Linked DNA regions of Homo sapiens: region 2 is linked to region 1. Evidence: chromatin contacts called from ENCODE Hi-C or POLR2A ChIA-PET data. All regions are on one chromosome and are shown on one strand. The core of a region is the stretch at or near the end of the contact, and the rest is flanking DNA. Distances in the headings are between cores, read along the strand shown. Region 1 holds the start of MTFR1L (mitochondrial fission regulator 1 like). Region 2 overlaps LDLRAP1 (low density lipoprotein receptor adaptor protein 1).

Region 1 (4,244 bases), core at 726-3,225:
GGGCTATGGAAGGAGTAAGACACAGTCATGCTCTCAAGGAACTCGCTGTCCAGCAGAGTGATAGGACATGAATACATACTTCTAGCAAAGGCTGAGTAGCATTAGGCAGGTGGCCAGATGAGGTCAGAGCTCTGGCCCTAGTGCCCTGTAGTAAGTTGCGAGGGAGTAGGAAATGAAGACAAAACAGCAAGAGCACAGGTCCAGCACAAGAAGGTGAAGGACATGGAAAGAGGAGCAGAGCATGATAAAGCTACAAAAGTAGGGGGCAAGTCATGAGGTCCGGGTCACTGGGGAGCCCTGGACAGGCTCTGAATGGGAGATAGACTAGACTGACAAAGCAGCTCTTTCTGGAGACCTCCTGTGGAGGGTCCCCTCTTCTACCCTTGGGAGACGAGGTGTCATTCACTTCACGATACACATGGGGAAAGGAAGTTGGACAGGGGAAGGCACTTGTCTAAGGTCACTCAGTGGTCATGCCAGTGCAAAGCACCCAAAGCCTGGTCCAGGTCCTGCCACCTCCTGCGTGGGCTCCATCTTCTCGGCTCAGTTCAAGCCTTTATTATCAGAGTCCCTCTGTGTGCCAGGCTCTGTGCTGAATGTCCGTGTCGGCCACAAATTGCACTAACGGTGCTTACTGCCACTTCCTCTCCGACCTTACCTCCAAAGACCCAGCCGGGCCTAACCCTCACACACAGCCAGAGGAATCCTTCCCAAACACAGTTAATCACATCGCTCATCCGTTTAAAACTGGCTTACTAGAGCCAACACAGGATAAAATCCACAATCAGTCCCAAACCCATCTTTCTCTGCCGTCTCTAGACCACATTCACTGAGCACCAAGGCCTGCACGCTTCGCAGCCAGCCCTCCTGCTCTCCCCCTTGCCCTCCAGCCACACTGGCCCTCAACCCCCAACACTGGGCCCACCTCTGAGCCCTGCATCAAACACCAGCACCCCCTTCGCCGAGCTCATTCTTCATCATTCCTCAGAGCTCAGCTTAAGCATCACCTTCCTTCCCTGCGACAGGGTCAGGTCCTTTCCTGTGCGCTCCGCAGCACCCTGCCTGTCCCTCGGAGTCCTCGCGAGAGGAACTAGATAACTGTGATCCCCGCGCACAGCACGGTGTCTGCCTAGGACACAGTGAGCGCTTCAACGCGCTGAACTAAACGAATGAAGGGGAACACCAACTCAGCTGTCACCCCCGCCCCCAAGTGTCACTGGCTAGAAGATCTTCCCCCGGTTCGCCGGCAGCACCGGTGGGTCTTGTCACCTCTGCGCCCCGCAGCCCTCCGGAGGCTGCAGTTGCTGTCTGCTGACAGGCGTCCCCTCAGGAGAACGGGAGCTCCTCCAGCGCAGGGCCCTGCTCAGCACCCCTGGTCCCGGGGGCCCCCACGGAGGCCGCCGCGCTCAGTGAAACTTTGCCGCGCGCAGCAGTGGCCGGAGACCCGCGCGGACCCTCTCCCCGCGGGGACCCGCCAGGGCGAGTCGCCCCTCCCCCGCGGCAGACGACCCGACCTGGGCCAAGGTCGGCCAAGTGCTCGCCGCCTGCCCAGCGGCCCTTGGACCCACAGGACCCGGACCCGAGTGCGCGGAAGCCTCCGAGCCGCGGCCAGGTCTCAGAATGCGCGGCGGGGCAGCCCGGCCCGTCAAGCAGCGAAGCCGAAACTAGAAGCCTGAGGTCTGGCTTGGTCACTGTTTGCTGGGGAACTCCGACGAGCAACTACCCTTCGGGGACTCAGTTTCCCCCGGGCCAAGTGAGACGGACAGCTGCGGCTCCCGCGAGAACTCGCGCGGGAACAGGAGCTGCGGGCTCCGCACAGCGCCCGGCACGTAGACCCAGTCTACTAACGGGCTGGAAGGTCGCGCTCCCGCCTCCGCGCCTCCCTAGAACCTTTCTCACCTCAAGCTCGGGCTCCCGGACTCTCTCACCTCACGGCCCCTCCTTCCACCTTGGGCCGCCCAGCCTCAACCGCCCTCACTTCCGCTGACCCGCCCCCCGGAAGCGATCCTCCGCAGCTGCGCACCGAGGCGCACCTCCGCGCACCCTCAGGAGGCGGGTCCAGCTCGGTGGCGAGGGGAGCGCGGCCCCCGAGTGGGCGAGGCGCTGGCGGCTGTAGGCTCCGATACCGCGGAGCACACTCCCCTCCATCGAGACCGTGCCCCCGCGGGGTCTGTGTCCCCGGGAGGAGTTGGCTGCGTTTGGAGATCCCTCGGCCTGGTATTCGTCGCGTCTCCCTGCTTGTTGCTCTCCACGTTTAGCCCCATCCGACTTCTGGAAGCCCAGGGGTGTGTCGCTCGACCCCTAAAATATGCTCCTACCCCTAGGGCAAACTTCAGAATCCTCACCCTGGCCCCCTTCCCAGTTCTTGGTTCCCAGGCAGGTCCCTTTGCAAAGCCTCTCTCCAGCAAGAATGCGCAGAATGGGCCTCTTTCTCCTCTTGACTCCTGCCCTCCAGCACTTTGCAGCTTTCTTCTATTTTAGCCTCTCTCTCTCTCTCTCACACACACACACACACACACACACACACACACACACACACACGGTATATTCAATGAGTTTGCTTATTAGATGGGTACTTGATGTACAAGACTCCAGAGGCTCTGTGGGAAGAGCCACATTCCTTCCAGGCTCACTAACCCACTCCCTCTTTGTGCTCCAGCCCTCACTGTCTTGGTCTGTGGCATGCAGTTCCTGGGTCACATTTCCTTCTCTGCCTTCAGCACAGCCTCGGGCTGTGCCTGGCTCCCAGGCTGGAGTTCCTTGGTTCCAAAGCCTGCAGTCCCCTCTGCCAGAGACAGAGCTGGTTTCATGGGTGAACAGCCCATGCAGTCACAACGGGCCGCATGCTCAGAATCCTGTACTTGGTTTAGTACTTTGCTGTTGCCGTCTTGAAATGATTTTCTAATAGGGGTTCTTGTGTTTTCATTTTGCACGGGGCTGTGCAAATTATGTGACTGGTCCTGGCTAGAGACCTCAGAGGTCGTCCACCCTGATCTCCACCATATCTCAAACGCTGAAGATTGACTTCCAGGTCTGGCCCTCTTCCCAGGATGGCACATTGTGTTTTAATCATTACCTTTCCCTCCTGTGCGATGGCGGATCATGCAAGTCCACGCTGGCTGTCTGTCCTGGGTGTAGATGCTGATTTGGTGTCCCACTCAGATCCCCTTGCAGGAAGAACGGAGCTCCCTACCTGGGAATTTCCTTCACCTCCCAAGCCAATGACTGATAAAAGGTCCAAAAGGCCAGTTCAGCTCTGCAGTGTGGTTTATGCCCCACAGCTCTTCCACTGTGGGTCAGGCCAAGGCTGGGCTGAGACTGTTCCTGCTCAGCATTTTTCCTTTCCCTCTTCTGCTTCCTTCCTTCTTTTACTGGTTTTTCTGGAAGTACACTCCCCCCCAGCCCCACCAAACAAACAAAACAAACAAACAAAAAAACACTTCATGCCTGTCTCAGGCTCTGCTTTTAAGACAATGATTTTAACTCCCAGATCTCTCTCAACAGAGAGCACCAGATTCTCAAAACAGTAAGTCCTACCACTTGTTCTATCGTAAAACTTATTTTGGGCAAGTCACTCAAGCCTTCGATAGGTAAGATAGTACCTGAAAGCATTCCAGCTCAACTCTGCCCCAAGAGGGAGCCACCCCATGGAAGGACGGAGCTGAGCAACATGCCACTCAAAGGAAAAGCACTTAGAACCACTCTAGTTAGTCTTCTCTAATTTTATTACAGGGCATGTTGGGGACAGGGGAGGGAAGTGTTAGAGGAGTGACAGGGCAGCCCGGGGCCCTCTCCCACCCTGAGCCTCGAGGCCTGGTGGGGGACATGAACTGCAGAGGCATCAGATAAGGCCTCAGAAAGCCCAGGCCATCATTTTCCATGGGACCAGGCTGGCTCAATGTGGAACTGGCCCTCCCAGAGCAGCAGGAGAAGGGCTCGCATGGGCTGCCCCCGTCACCTGTGCCTGACAGGATGGGGGGGGAGGCAGAGAGAGAGCATCAGACGCCCTCCCTCCCCATAAGGGGCATGGGGGATGGGGACACTTCCTCCCAGGACACAGGGAGCCTGGCTGAGCTGGCTGGCTCATGCCCCATCTGGTCTGGAGGTCAGAGGGGAGTGAGACACTCTGGTTTGAAAGGCCTTCCTTTCCACTTTGGGGAAAACAGGCAGGGAGAGAGGTGAGGGTGCCATGCCAAAAAACACCCCCAAATCCAGATGCAGACTTTGGAGCCACATGTGGGTTT
Region 2 (4,125 bases), core at 1-2,500, 260 kb after region 1:
TCACGGGTCCCAGGGCCTGGTCCCTGGAGCAGCCCCAGGCTCACCCAGAGGTCAGGCTGAGGATCACCGATCTGCTGGCCACACAACCACTCACCCAGACAACACTGCTGCCACTCAAGGCTTGTGGCCGCGGCACCTCGTCCATGTTGGTGGTGTTGGCGCTGACCGTGGACAGCGGGGCCTTAGCTGTCTCCTCTAAGTCCAGCAGGTTCCCAGTGGCGACCACTGTGAGGGATCCGGTCAGGTTGTCAGTGGGAGATCAGCCTCTTCCTTCCTGGCCCCCTCCCTGGGCTGTCCTGGCCCTGACCCTCCCCTCTGATGTGGCCTTGCCCAGGCCTCCCAGCAGAGCCCGGCCCTGGCACCTCCCCACAGCAGATGCGCAGCTGCCCACAGAGTGAGAACCTGACTAATGGCTTAGACTGAAACTTTTGTATTCACAATAGTTAAGTTTTCTTAAGCAACCACACAATACTATGTTAAGTATATAGAAAGATAGACGCATATTTATATATTTGCATAGGGACATATCTAGAAGAAAATGTACTAAAATGAGTTATTTCTTCCCCTTATCTACATTTTCTAATTGATCTGTAATGAACGTGTATTATTTATTTAACAAAACACAAGTGAAAAACCAAGAGGCTCTCCCAGCCCAGGCAGGAGTGGGACCCCCCTGGGTGAAGCGCAACCCCAACACCGCATGGCCAATCCCCCTTCCCCGTCAGGACTCACAGCTCTTCAAGGAGGGGGTGCAGTCTTGGCGGGCCCCCAGGACGTCCCCTCCCTCTTGGCTGGCTTTGTCCCTCTTCTCTTTCTCTGCAGGACCAAGGCACAACATGTTGGAGCCTCAGACCCCAGCACTCTGTCCCCAGCAATCACCGGGCAGGGGTGATTAGCGGTGGCCAACCTCAAGGGGCAGTTTCAGGTTTCCAGCCGGGAGGAAAGAAACCTTTCGGATGTCAGTTAATCCTCACAAGCACCTTTGGGGAGGGAGACGGCTGTTCCCATTTTTCAGATGGGAAAACCGAGACTCTGAGCGGTGAAGGGACCTGCTCACAGTCACAAGCCAGGTGGGTGATGAGGCAGGAAGTCGGTCCAGGTCTGACCCCAGGGCCTTTATGTGTCTCCCCACCTCCCACCACACCCACAATGTAGATGCAAAGTCTCACCTTCCTTGGACACCTGCCAAAACTCAAAGGCGACTTTGAAGGCCTGGGCTACGGTGAGGGTAACAGCCTGTGCCTGAAAACAGGAAGTGGGGATGGGGAGGGGTGCAGTGTCAGCCAGGGCAGAGCAAGTCTGCACTGGAGGGCTGGGGCCTCCAGGCCAGGCCCCCTGGCTCCCTCCCTGCAGCTTCTGCAGCTCCATCCCAGGCTCTGGAATGCCTGCTGGGCAGAGCAGGGTCCTGGCCCTTCCCAGGTCTCCAAAGCAGCCTGGGGTGTCATAAGGCCATAGCCTCGCAGAGGCAGTAGAGTCCCCATCTTTACTATCTCTGGCCCCACCAAAGTTCTCACTCTCACTCTAGGGCCCCTGCCTGCAAAGGCTGTTCTTCTCCAGGTCTTTTCCTTCCCCTTTGGGCTTCCCTGAATTCAATGAACTGTGAGGCTTACTTCCTCCAAGAAACCCTCCCTAATTACCTGTGGACTTAGCCCTTGGAATTGGAGAACAGAAAAGCCAGAATTGGAAGGGCCCAGCCATTGCCCCAAATGAGCCACAGCCAGAGAGGTGAAAGTTAGGTTCCGGTTGGGACCATAACTGGATCCCACAAAGAGAGTAGAAGGCTTGTCAATTTCCTGATAGGAGCAAGATGTCAATGAAGGCCCGGGGACCAAAACCGGTCAGTGCTATAACCCACCTGTAAGGAAGGGCCACACCTCGGCCCTTCACCCCAGGGGAACTCTCCCTCACCCCTCCAAACCCAACTCAGATGTCACCACCTCTCCTGTCACCAGTCCCAGACTCCTCGAGCCCCACCCACCTCCCTCTGGCACTATGCATGTGAAAGTGTCACTGGCTCCCCTGCCTGTGTTTCCCCCAGCTTTGTGCACCCTAAAAGCAAGAATCAATCTGAACACCCCTGCCCTCGGGAGCAGGCCAAAGCCTCCCAGAGGTGGCAACAATGCTGGGTGAATTACATTCACCTGAGGTGCAGGCCTCATTCCACCCAGGACCTATCCCCAGCCCATATTCATCTCAACACCTTCCTCTCTCAGCCATTCCAGTCCAGGGTTAATCAGCTCAGCTTCTGGGAGTGGAAGTCCCAGAGTTCGTAGCTATAGCCGGAAACATCTAGCTTCCTTCTGAAGCCCTGGCTGAGAGAAGAAAGCACCAGCCTCTTTCAAGTCTACAAGTTCAGGCCTCACCAGCCTCAGCCCCGCTCCCTGCCCTCCCCCAGACAACTCAATTTAATTGAGAAATGGACCTGTGGCCACTGCCTTTAAAACTCCTTTTAAAAAAATATTTAAAATTCCTAAACAAACTGACTGATCCGTGCCAATTACACTTCACGAAAGTATAAAACCTCATTTGAATGTCTCCAACATTTACATTTTTGATGGAAGTACAGGCACTTTATGGCAAAACTTAAATATGGTAATTAAGTATGAAACTCTTCGCAGCTGTTTACAATTTAAGCTGTCATATCTGAATCAAGTTTAATAGACCCAGTTACCATTGAGAATTGCCCATGAACTAAAAATATGGGCTAATTACCAGCCCAAGTCAGATCACTATCCACCCAAGCAAGGGCTGGACACCCAATGTGGCAGGGATATGAAAACGCCATTATTTAAGCCTGCTGGAAATCTGGAGACACAAGCTTAGACTGTAGTTGCATAAATCTGATTGTTCACTTGCATACATTCCTACCTTTTTGCCCTGAAGTCCCAAGCTGTAAGTTAAACTGAATACAACCCAAGAGGTGGATGTGTGCAGGTAGCTGCAAGCCCAGGCTGGGCAGGGACTGGGAGTGGGGTGGGCCCTGCTTCCTGGGGTGGCTGCAGGGATCCGAGGACCAGCATTAGGTGGAGGGACTGCTCAGGCCTGCCCAGGCGGGATGCCCACCCCTCCTGACTGCCTCTGGCCTTCGGGTCTGCCTTATTATCCTGAGTGGATGCTACCTTGCCCAGTTTTTCACATTCCTTGTTCCCAGGAACCAGGCTGCTCATGGCTCAAAAGGGGCCAGAAACTCAAACCAAGACAGCCACATGCCCCCCAGCAGCCCTGCTGCCCCAGAAGCAAAAACCTTGCACAAGGATCACTCCAAGATGCCAATGGTCATGGGGGAGGGAGCAGCCTGGCCCCGTGCTGCCTGGGTGGAAATGGGGGTAGCACTTTGCTTACCATCAGCCCAGGCCCAGCACCTGCATGACACCTTCACTTTGGAGCCCAGAGGCCTCCCGGTTGGGCAGATGGAAGGGATTCCCTGGAGGAACCCTATGCTGGCTGTGCCCAGCAGCACCAGGGAGGGGAGACCTGGGGTGGCTGTGCTGCCCCAGAGTTGAACGGACTGGTGGGTGATGTAGAAAGGAGCCTTTCTCCCCCAACCTCAATGGGTCATGAACTCATTCCGGCAGCCCAGCCAGGAAGAGTAGGGATGTGGAGGCCCCCAGCCACAATGACTGACGTTTTGTCAACATCCCGATTCAAGGCCCTCAACATCCTGATTCAAGGCCCTCAACATCCTGATTCAAGGCCCACTGCAAACGGAAGCTGCCTCACCACCCACCCCAGGGGAACCATTTCACTTCGCCCCTCTGCGTTTGCACGTGTGTTAATCCCATGCTGGTGTGCACTCCCCACCCACCACCCCACCCCCTTCTCTCGGCCTGGCAAACTCCTCCTGGCTCCTCAGCCTTCAAAGCCCCATTCAAGGTGTCTGTCTCAGGGAAGTCTCACTGACTCTAACTTCAGGGAAGTTAGTGAGATTTACTACCACCCCAGAACTAAGCCCCCCTGGGTTCCAGGTACTGATGCTGGGCTGTTCTCTACCGCCTTGGATGTTTTCTCCATGGCTCAGGCCAGGACAGACGGTGCCAAACCTCTGTGGCGGAGCTGCCAGCAGGTGCGGAGGCTGACGCAGCTATTCCATCTCCTGCCTCCCCCAAGAACACTTCCACTTAGCCC

The links. A loop is a pair of places that touch in the nucleus more often than their neighbours do. ChIA-PET counts read pairs that join two places held with the same protein, here RNA polymerase II (POLR2A). Pooled maps may share reads with other maps.
Region 2: a loop to region 1 is called in a map of CD8-positive, alpha-beta T cell, with 2.6 times the contacts of the local background. The contact joins the enhancer-like site here to the promoter of MTFR1L in region 1. A Hi-C loop is called at or near these places in 3 of 168 maps with a recorded cell type or tissue (CD4-positive, alpha-beta memory T cell, CD8-positive, alpha-beta T cell and OCI-LY7) and 6 of 50 pooled maps. POLR2A ChIA-PET finds 5 or more read pairs at or near these places in 14 of 52 experiments (CD4-positive, alpha-beta T cell, CD4-positive, alpha-beta memory T cell, CD8-positive, alpha-beta T cell and 9 more).

Annotation. Positions count from the first base shown.
Region 1 is chr1:25,817,685-25,821,928 of GRCh38, reverse strand. It overlaps MTFR1L (mitochondrial fission regulator 1 like), which reads right to left and starts at 1,975. Exons shown (of 7, transcript NM_001099625.2): 1 at 1,900-1,975. It overlaps LOC646471 (a long non-coding RNA gene), which reads left to right. Exons shown (of 1, transcript NR_024498.1): 1 at 1-1,975. It overlaps SELENON (selenoprotein N), which reads right to left. Exons shown (of 12, transcript NM_206926.2): 12 at 3,708-4,244. RefSeq lists enhancers at 1,180-1,269, 1,650-1,789, 3,432-3,932 and silencers at 1,380-1,549, 2,000-2,189.
Region 2 is chr1:25,559,761-25,563,885 of GRCh38, reverse strand. LDLRAP1 (low density lipoprotein receptor adaptor protein 1) reads right to left here. Exons shown (of 9, transcript NM_015627.3): 5 at 1,170-1,242; 6 at 733-816; 7 at 95-225. Among named protein-coding and RNA genes, the nearest start is that of LDLRAP1, 18 kb to the right of the region's middle. RefSeq lists an enhancer at 15-642. Within about 2 kb of position 1,250, at least 16 of the 41 ENCODE cell types and tissues checked have a DNase peak (open chromatin) inside an H3K27ac peak, as active enhancers do; they include CD4-positive, alpha-beta T cell, CD8-positive, alpha-beta T cell and OCI-LY7, where a contact is called at or near this core.